Linked DNA regions of Homo sapiens: region 2 is linked to region 1. A link is an interaction called in ENCODE POLR2A ChIA-PET data of the cell type or tissue named here. Cell type or tissue: GM12878. All regions are shown on one strand. Each heading gives the region's core, and the rest is flanking DNA. Links, peaks and the distances in the headings are about the cores only.

Region 1 (5,387 bases), core at 282-5,281:
TTTCAGAGCATCATTTGCGCTGACTCACTGAATTTATCAATTACTATGGTTTGGCTTAGAGGACTAGTTTCTCATGTAATCAATCATTCACTAACCACTCACACTATGCTAAATGCTGCATGGTTCAAAACGATGTCTGGCATAAGCTTTGGACAGGGACCACAACCTAACCTAGTTCAGGAGTGAAAAAAAAGGGGGGGGGGGGAGGAGAAGGAGGAGAAAGGGAGGAAAGGAAGGAAAAAAGAAAAACTAGATGTGTTTTTAGATGCACATTTAACGTACATATTATAGAACATGCAAACCAAATGAGTGTTTATTCCTTCAATAAAGTTACAAGAGGTTACACACTTACTCTAAGGATTACATGTGAATCATATATGAACTTCTGTTTTTGAAGCCACCCCTCAAGAGCCAACAGGATTCTTTAAGTATCCCAGTGGTACTAAACCCATATCCTTTGAGAATGCTTTCTTAGAACGATTCACAAACTGGCTCTGCAGGCTTTTCAAAACTTAAGTTCTAGAAGTTGTACAATAAAATGACAGGATCGCTAAAATAAGTGTATGGCATTCGATGTAACTGCTTGCAAAAACAACATCCAATTTTAATATTGGCCTAATCGTGGCTAAATATTGGTATAATAATAGTTAACTATCTGCTAAGTTCTATTTTAAAGCTTTATTTTATTTATCACACAACAAACCTGTAAGGTGGGTCTCATTAGCAGTCTCATTTTACACAGGGGAAAACTGAGGCTACAAGAAGTAACTTGTTAAAGGTTATGCAGCTAGAGGCCGGGCGCGGTGGCTCACGCCTGTAATCCCAGCACTGTAGGAGGATGAGGCAGACGGATCACGAGGTCAGGAGATCGAGATCATCCTGGCTAACACGGTGAAACCCCGTCTCTACTAAAAATACAAAAAAATTAGCCAGGCGTGGTGGCAGGCACCTGTAGTCCCAGCTACCAGGGAGGCTGAGGCAGGAGAATGGCGTGAACCCGGGAGGTGGAGCTTGCACTGAGCTGAGATCACGCCACTGCACTCCAGCCTGGGTGACAGAGCGGAGACTCTGTCTCAAAAAAAAAAAAAAAGGTGATGCAGCTAGAAAGACATGGAGCTGGTATTCAAGCCCACACTCTTAACTACTATGCTTTCAGTCTCTTTACTTTTTAGTCACATCCCTATATTCATATGTTGAATACTCCAGTGCAAAAGTAAATGAAAATTCTCTACAGACTATTCATAGTTTTATTCTCCTAAGTAGTCAAAGAAATGCAAATTAAAGCATTAAAGTACTATTTTTTCACCTATAAAATTAAACATACATTATGCTGGGTAAGATACTGCTACACAGAAGTTAAACGGATACAACCTTGAGAAATATAATTAATTCTTAAGAGTGCTCACTTTAGAGCCAGATTGCTTGGGTCAGAATCCTAGTTCTGCCACTTGGAAGAATACCTTAAGCAAATTATTTAGCCTCTCAAAGCCTCATTTGTAGAACAGATAATAGTAGTATTCAATAGAGTTTGCTCAAATGATTAAGTTTAGATATGCAGAGTACATGATAAGCATTTAGAAAGTGTTAGCTATTATTATTACCCTTATGGAGGTCAATTAGGTAATATATTTCAGTTACGTGCAGCCCAATAATTCCATAATCATAGATGGACTCAAATATTTATGTGTCTAAATAGTCATAGTTGCAATCTTTTTTAACAGAAAAAATATGGACTCCCTGGAATCAACCAAAATATTTGGCAATAGGGAAATGGTTAAGCAAACTGAAGTATGATAGTCATTAAAAACTATGTTTTCAAAAATTTACAGTAAGAAATTTTTTAACAGCAGCATATACAATGATTATCTTACCTTAATTTTACTGTCTGTTCAGCCAACAATATGAAATTAAAATTCCAAAAACACATGAAAATGTTAATGTTGTTTGTTTCCAAGTGGTAGGATTACAGGTGATTTTTTTTATTTCCCTACTTGTACATTTAGATAATTATCAATTTTTCTACCAGGAATATACATCATTGTTATAATTAGAAAAGCTACTAAAATAAATTCATTGCTTTAACAGACTATGGTTGAATAGTTTTCACAAGACACTGATAGACTAATAACTAATTGTAATTCATGTGTTAACTCAGTGATTTGTTCTTACTAGTAATACCTTTACATTCTGTTGACCTTACAATGGGCTAACAAGAACTACTTTTAAAAAAAAGTTGCATTATTTAAAACTACAAATTGTCTAGTAACTTTTATATAAACCTAACAGGACTACTAAAGACCATCCATGTACTCTGGAATGAAAATAACAAAAAATTCCCTTTAAAGTCCCCCAATGTATAATATAAAAAAAAGGCATACCACTTTTTCTAGCCTTAATCATATAATCTTCCTGAACTGGACAAATGCTTTCATCCCTTAACTTCATTTAATGAATGATGTACAAACAAATGAAGCATTCTCTAATTTGTTTGAATCAAGTTTGTGATTTATGTATTACTTAAAAAGCCAAATTTTTACATTATATTTCATATTACTTAAATAGTTTCTAATTCAATATTGGTACTAATAATTTTCCAGGTTCCTCTGAACTGCTATCTAGAAAGACAAGACAAAATAAATACTTTGTTAATAACAACCGTATGCTTTTATTTTTCTAACTTCTAAAGTCATAGTAGTACTAACAGCTATGACAATACTGGCTGTCCCAAAACTATAAACAGTATTAGTTTAAGTATAAGTAACACTTTAATGAATCTGTTTCACTTTGTTTCATAACATGAAAAATGAAAAGCAAATTTATAATTAATTCTCTGCTCAGTGTGATCTGCAAGACTACCATCCAGCTTTCCTCTATGTACCAGTCCAGGTAGTACTATGCCAACAACTACCTTCCCTAAGAAAGAGAAACCTACTATGAAGATGAAAGCTGTTCCCTCAAATCTGGCAAACATTTCTGTAGCTCGAAGAAAAGAAAAAAAAAAAAAGATTAACTGTACCCATCTGTCCTTAAGACTCTTCCTGTTCTTAAGTATATCACAAATGAACATAAAACTCCTTCACTAATGTGAGTCGCCCTGTATGTTCCAGCTAACAATCACTTCCAAACAGTTGCTGTCCATGCTACACAAGTGGAGTTCCTCTAGCATTAGGGAGTGGGCATTTTATCATAACACTCTTTCTCCTGATGAGTTAGCAAGCTTTTATAAACTAACTGAAGCTACTTCCAGGACCCCAGGGTAGAGATCTTAAGAGCCTGATTACATTCTGGAGACAGTCACCTTCATAACAGGTTTCCCAAACTCTGAAGGCTAGGCCAAGAAAGGCTTTATTACCGTTTGATACAGGAAAGGACAGCATTTTCATTCAAACGTATCCTCTCCAATTCTAATCAAGCTCATCAAACCCATGTGGGCAAAACCCCAGACAGTAAAAATGGTAAGAAATGATTTTTCAAAGATAAAGATAATAAAAGGTTCACCTGAAAGCAACTAATCCTACATAGTGGAACAAAGCCCAGGAGTAAGGAAGAGACTCCCTGGGGCAGAATTATTTGATCCAGACCCACATTATTTCCAGAAGTTTCACAATTACAGCCTGCTTTCTTTAAAAAGTTTTGTGGTCCTTGTTCCTCTGCATACAAATTAAAATTTAAACATTATCAAAAAGATGTGAAATGATACATTTTGTGCAAGGCGGGAAAGCTTATAAACTGGAATAAACTTTTCCTTTGTCAACAGCTTACAAATACAGAAACGTCCTTATTGTCTTCCATCTTAAAAAGAACTTCTAGGAAAAGGTCTATTTAAAAATGCAAATTGTGCATTAAACTGTTGTGTATTATAACTTCTACAGACAATGATGAAGGTATACTTAAAATACGCACTAAGGCTGAAACGCGGTGGCTCACAGCTATAATCCCAGCACTTTGCGTAACAGCGGTGGGCTGATCACCTAAGATCAGGAGTTCAAGACCAGCCTGGCCAACATGGCGAAACCCCATCACTACTTAAAATACAAAAATTAGCCAGACGTGGTGGCGCAAACCGGTAGTCCCAGCTACTTGGGAGACTGAGACACAAGAATCGGTTGAACCCAAGAGGTGGAGGCTGCAGTGAGCCAAGATCGTGCCACTGCACTCTAGCCTGGGCGACAGAGCAAGACTCTGTCTCAAAAAAGAAAAAAAAAATGCACTCAAAACACTAAAAAGAATCTGATATTACTGATGGGAATTTATCTGGAGTAGTATCTATAAAATATCCAGTAAGTTCAATTACCACTCTATTTTGCAATGAAAACAATCTCAAAACACAATTCTATATTTTTTTACAAGTTAATTTTGTAAAACAATCTGAGATGAGTGCTTGAGATTTTTTTTTTTTTTTAAGACAAGAGTCTTGCTCTAAGGCCTAGGCTGGGGAATGAAAGAAATGGGGGCGTGGATTTTGGTCAAAGGATACAAGTTTTAAGATGAATACATTGTGGAGATCAAATGTGCAGCACAGTTAAGAACAGTTAATAATACTATATTACATATTTTACATTTGCTATGGCAGTAGATCTTACTTGTTCTCATCACACAGACATAAAAAACAGAACTATTGGCCGGGCGTGGCGGCTCACACCTGTAATCCCAGCACTTTGAGAGGCCAAGGCAGGCGGATCACGACGTCAGGAGTTCAAGACCAGCCTGACCAACATGGTGAAACCCCATCTCTACTAAAAAGACAGAAACTAGCCAGGCGTGGTGGCACACGCCTGTAATCCCAGCTACTTGGGGAGGCTGAGGCAGAAGAATCGCTCGAACCCAGGAGGCGGAGGTTGCAGTGAGCTGAAACCGTGCCACTGCACTTCAGCCTGGGTGACAGAGCGAGTTTCCATCTCAAAAAAAAAAAAAAGAGGTGATTATGTGTTAGCTTGATGGTAGTAATCATGTCAGAATGTATACATATATCAAAACATCATGTACATCTTAAACATATATAATTTTTCTTTTCTTTTTTTTTTTTTTGAGACAGTCTCACTCTGTTGCCCAGGCTGGAGTGCAGTGGCACGATCTTGGCTCACTGCAACCTCTGCCTCCCAGGTTCAAGTGATTCTCGTGCCTTAGCCTCCCGAGCAGCTGGAATTATAGGCGTGTATCACCACACCTGGCAAATTTTTGTATTTTTAGTAGAGACAGGGGTTTGCATGTTGGCCAGGCTGGTCTCCAACTCTTAACCTCAGGACCTCAGGTGATCCGCCTGCCTTGCCTCTCCCGAAGTGCTAGGATTACAGGTGTGAAGGTGTGAATCACCTTGCCCGGCCGAGTGCTTGACACTTTTGGTGAAACTACAGTTTCCCTTAAATTACAGTAAGTATACATCCAAA
Region 2 (5,387 bases), core at 303-5,302, 110 kb before region 1:
AAGGTTGCTCCTCATATTTTTCCCCTTTTGCACTTGCCTGGTTCCCCTTCCATTTCTCTGCCATGTTTTTACACAGCATGAGGCCCTCACCAGAAGTCACGAGAGGCAGCTGCCCAATCTTGAACTTCCCAGCCTGCAGAACCATGAGCTAAATAAACCTATTTTCTTTATAAATTACCCAGTGTTGGGTATTCTTTTATAGTAACACAAAACAGATTATGACGGTTGGGTGCTTTGCATGTTGTGGATTATTGATAGCTACCAGCTAAATCAACCGGCCAATTCTACATCAATTCTTCAAGTTACTTTTAATATTCCAAACCCAAGGATGATAAATTATCAAATATATTGCCATCAGCATGAAAAGAATTAAGATATAAAATTATACTGTTGGACTTAATTTTACATGAGTTTTTACTGGCAAAAACACCTTTACATGGCCTTCCTCAAATGAATTGTACAATCATGTAAAAGGGTGGCCTTTAAAAAATTCAGAAATAATATTTCATGTTGTAGAGTAACAGAAGAAAAGAAATGTCAATACGAGAAAAACAAAATAGAATTTACATGCTGATCTCACATTGATATGTCTTGATCTTACTTTAATAAACTCTGATCACATTACTGTGTGGAAGTTATTAAACTTTTCAGGCTTCTATCTATAAAGAAAATAAACCTTGACATATGGTTCGTTAAACTAATTATAAATCTGACATTGCAGAAAAGATAAAATAATTTGTTTACTTGGTGTGGTAGGCTATTTAATGGCCCCCCAAGATGTCTATATCTTAATCCCCAGAACCTGTATGTTATTTTGTATGACAAATGGGACTTAGCAGATGTAATGATGTTAAAAATCTCGAGAGGCATGATTAGCCTGGGTTAGCTGTGGGCCTAATGTAATCACAGGGTTCTTAGGAGGAGAGAGAGTCAAAGAGAAAGTGATGTGACAGCAGAAAAAAGTACAAGAGGAGGCCAGGCGCAGTGGCTTACACCTGTAATCCCAGCACTTTGGGAGGCCAAGGCGGGCATATCACGAGGTCAGGAATTTGAGACCAGCCTGGCCAATATAGTGAAACCCCATCTGTACTAAAAATACAAAAATTAGCTGGGTGTGGTGGCACCTGTAGTCCCAGCTACTTGGGAGGCTGAGGCAGGAGAACCGCTTGAACCCAGGAGGCGGAGGTTGAGGTCAGCCAAGATGGCACCACTGCACACCAGCCTGGGCAACAGAGCGAGACTCCATCTCAAAAAAAAAAAAAAAGTGCAAGAGGACACAGATTTAAAGATGCTACACTGCTAGCTTAGAAGATGGAGGAAGAGCCCATAAGCAAGGAATGTAGGCAGCCCCTGGAAGCAGTTGGAGGCAAAGAAATGGATTCTCCCCTTGTGCCTCCAAGAGGCACCAACCCAAATGACACCTTGACTTTAGACTAGTGAGACTTATCTTGAACATCTAACTTTCCAAATTGTAAAAGAATAAATTTAACCCACTATGTCTGTGATAATTTGTTATAGCAACAACAGGAAATGTATATACTCATGCAAAAATAACCCATTTCATAGTAGCTTTCATTCTGACACGGATTCAAAATTAAGGAAATAATAAACAATAACAAAAAAAAGTTTTGGGGGGTGGGGGTGTATGAAAATACATCCAATCACTCCAGGGACTCTGGGAAATTGAAAGCCTGCTTGGGAAGGACTAGTAGATATATACGTGTCTTGGTGTATTAGTCCATTCTTGCATTGCTATAAAGAACTATCTGAAACTGGGAAATATATAAAGAAAAACTGTTTAATTGGTTCACAGTTCCACAGCCTGTATAGGAAGCATGGCTGGGGAGGCCTCAGGAAACTTACAATCATGGCAGAAGGTGAAGGGGAAGCAGGCACATCTTACGTGGCAGGAGCAGGAGAAAGAGAGAGAAGGGGGAGTTGCTACATGCTTTTAAACAACTAAATCTCATGAGAAATCACTCACTACCATGAGAACAGCAAGAGGGGAATCTGCCCCCATGATCCAATCGTAATTTGCCAGTAGATTTGGGTGGGGACACAAATCTAAACTATATCATTTGGGTTCTACATCAGGAAACAACTCATACCTAACCACAGGAAGTTGACTTACCATGGTTGGACTTCCATTAAATTCAAGAAAAATACAAATGTTTGTCACTATTGGTAGATCAGAATTTTCAAAAGAAAATGCTACATAGTGGATGAATTCAATGCAATTAAGGAGTCAAGTGTCCTCGACTGGCAACCAGAAGACTACATCTGGCAGTTGTACCATTTAGACTGTGGTCAAGTCCCAAGCTCTTTTCTCTATGGTGAGAATGTGTCTTAGTCTGTTCAGGCTGCTCTAACACAAATACCACAAACTTGGAGTCTCACTTGGTCACCCAGGCTGGAGTGCAGTGGCATAATCTTGGCTCACTGCAACCTCCACCTCCCAGATTCAAGCGATTCTTCTGCCTCAGCCTCCCAAGTAGCTGAGATTACAGGTGCGCACCACCACACCCAGCTACTTTTTGAATTTTTAGTAGAGATGGGGTTTTACCATGTTGGCCAGGCTGGTCTCAAATTCCTGTCCTCAAGTGATCTGCCCGCCTCGGCCTCCCAGAGTGCTGTGATTACAGGCATGAGCCACCTTGCCCGGCCAACAATTTTAAATTATACAGTTACACATCATAATTCTGGAGGTTAGATTTTCTCTGCACTTCAGAATCTAAACCCAAATTGTCTTGCCACATCTAAACAAACTCTCACAACACCAAGCCCTTCCTTGCTCCCTTCCTTCTGTTTCATCCTCATTGACTCCTGCGTAGCCATTTTGCCACGTTAGTGATTTTGCTTCCCAGTCTCTAGCACGAGAGAAGCAAGGAGGCTTTGAGAGTCTAGCACAGTGAAAAGGGGGGCAACTCACAGCCATTGCATAAATCATATAAATCTTTGGTTGTGCTAGATAAACAACACTTTTGTATATATGTAGACTTCTTTATATATTTTATATATTTCTAGTATTTTTACCAAGGAAGGGAGGTATTCACAGCATGTCACCTGATAATGATGCACTTAGCAATGGGAAATTAACTTAAAAACATTCTATTTCTTAGTAAACACATTTCCTAAAAAGTTCCATCTATATGGCCTTGTTCATGTATATACTTTTCTTGTCTAATACAGAATTTTACTTAATAATACGCTGTTTCTTAACAAAGGTAAAAGGTAGTGAAATAAAATCAGGGTTTAGACTCATTTTATTACTATGTGGTTTGCCATTTGGTGAACTGTGTATCTAGTCCTTTATAACAGATATTATCAATATAAAAAAAAGAAAAAATTACCAATCTGCCCTTTGGCTGTCTACTTTTAAGATTTGATGTCACTCATCATGCATATACAAATGTGCACACTAATGTACACATATATGCATACATGCATACAAGTGCAAAAAACGTACGCAAAAATAGATTTCAGTAGTGTGACTTTTCACAGCTGTTTTAGTTCTTTTTGGGTCATATTGATTGCAAAAAGTGAGGAAAATGGAATTTTTAAGGACTATAGGAAGTTCTTAGTAGATAATTTGTATATTTCAGGAAGTTACATTAGCAAAAGAGAGGGGAGAATACTATGATCTGGCTTTGTTTATAAATCAGTTTCTACACAATAAGCTCAGTTGATTACAGCATGATGTAATCAAGCTAATGAGACAGCTCGGGTTCATATGCAAGACCATTAACTCTACAAAAGTAGGGGTACCCTCCCCATTGTCTCATAAATGAATGCTGTTGTCATTAATGGGTCAGAATGAAGTTAGCATTTATTGAGAACTCACTAAGTGACAGATACCCTGCTAAGAGCTGTTACAGTGACAGCATGCCACCAGCTGCTCCTTTGGGAATTTAAGCTTCAATCTTCTAAGAGAGGTTGTAGAAGGGAAAGTCTCCCACAGTAGTGACAAAGCCATGCATCACTCAGTACTGCCACTGGATGTATTGTTAAGTCCTATGGAAAAGGAAATTTATATGGAGAAGTAAACATTAATAGGCTGTGTATCCACATGCAGGCCGAAGGAGCAATTACTGTGGCCAGGGTCATGAGAACAGCAATAATTAGTGAGTCTCCAAAGGGAAGGTGCATCTTTAGGGGCCAAAGTACAGGCTGGAAAGGGGCCCTTCCTGCTTAACCAATCTCGAGAATTGGAGTTTGATTTTGCCAAAGAGTTCATAGGTTTTCTTACATATTTAAGACCTTAATCTGTGTACTAATTTGATGAAATTAGTTTTATGAGTCTCATTTTGTTTACAAGACATAAAAGTTTTACAAACATGTATTTCTCTTAATTTGTGGCTCAAGAGAATATGGATCATTCTATGAAAGCTCATTAGTGAGAAATAATCCAAAAGTTATGTTTGGGGCCCAGCATGGTGGCTCACACCTCTAATCCCAGCACTCTGGGAAGCTGAGGCGGGTTGATCACCTGAGGTCAGGAGTTCCAGACCAGCCTGGCCAACATGGTGAAACCCTGTCTCTACTAAAAATACAAAAATGGGCTGGGTGTGGTGGCTGCACGCCTGTAATCATAGCTACTTGGGAGTCTGAGGCAGGAGAATCGCTTGAACCTGGGAGGCAGAGGTTACAGTGAGACAAGATCATGCCACTGCACTCCAGCCTGAGCAACAGAGCAAGACTTTGTCTCGAAAAAAAAAACCCAAAAGTTACATTTGAGTATTAGGGAGTTGGGAGTACCATGGTTCTTAAGGGAGTCACCTCCTGTCAGATTAAATTGACAATCATCAAAGACTAAATCTCAGTAGAAACACTGCATCATCTAGGTTGCAATAAAAATAGCCAAGATTACGGTTTATACTTATGTTTATGATCTTACAAAGTTGGTGGTACAAACATCTCAATTTTTGTCACCCAGATCTCACTAAATTGCTTCACAACCAATGGTTGCTATGGGGAAAAAAAAATCCAAATCTGTTCAGTAGGCACTCGCTTTTTTCTTAGACTTAGAATCACTCTTTTAGTGTTGCTATCTAAACTCTTAGAAATGGGATAGAGGTCACTGAGCTTTGAACACTTGGTTTCTAAATTCAACTTCTCCCAGTGGGAATACCTAATTAAAATGGTAAGATCACAGGTTGCCCTTTGCCTAGGAAGACACTATTACCAATTCTCCCTCTTCCTCCCCCTACCCATTAGGATCCACTGAGAGTTGGTTAGCTGTGATTAATACTGTCATCTGTGACCATGAGTAAGTAGCTTGAAATTAACTGGTCCACTTTGTAATCAAACCTCATTTGATCAACATGTTGTCTTAACCAGATGAGGCATTGTAACTGCAGATAAATTATGTTAAAGAAAACCCCACAACT

What was found. ChIA-PET counts read pairs that join two places held together with the same protein. Peaks named below come from ENCODE experiments on the same cell type or tissue, not always from the same donor. Only the 100,000 strongest peaks of a DNase experiment are listed, where the experiment ranks them.
Region 2: POLR2A ChIA-PET joins it to region 1 with 5 read pairs; 8 of 35 experiments call an interaction of 5 or more read pairs at or near these places.

The regions. Positions count from the first base shown.
Region 1 is chr2:224,576,495-224,581,881 of GRCh38, forward strand. All of the region lies in intron 1 of CUL3 (cullin 3), which reads right to left. Among named protein-coding and RNA genes, the nearest start is that of CUL3, 6.2 kb to the right of the region's middle. In GM12878, for the core only: no CTCF peak of the experiment used is centred there; no DNase peak of the experiment used is centred there; H3K4me3 peaks cover 2,454 bases; H3K27ac peaks cover 1,154 bases.
Region 2 is chr2:224,462,590-224,467,976 of GRCh38, forward strand. No RefSeq gene overlaps it. Among named protein-coding and RNA genes, the nearest start is that of FAM124B, 63 kb to the left of the region's middle. In GM12878, for the core only: no CTCF peak of the experiment used is centred there; no DNase peak of the experiment used is centred there.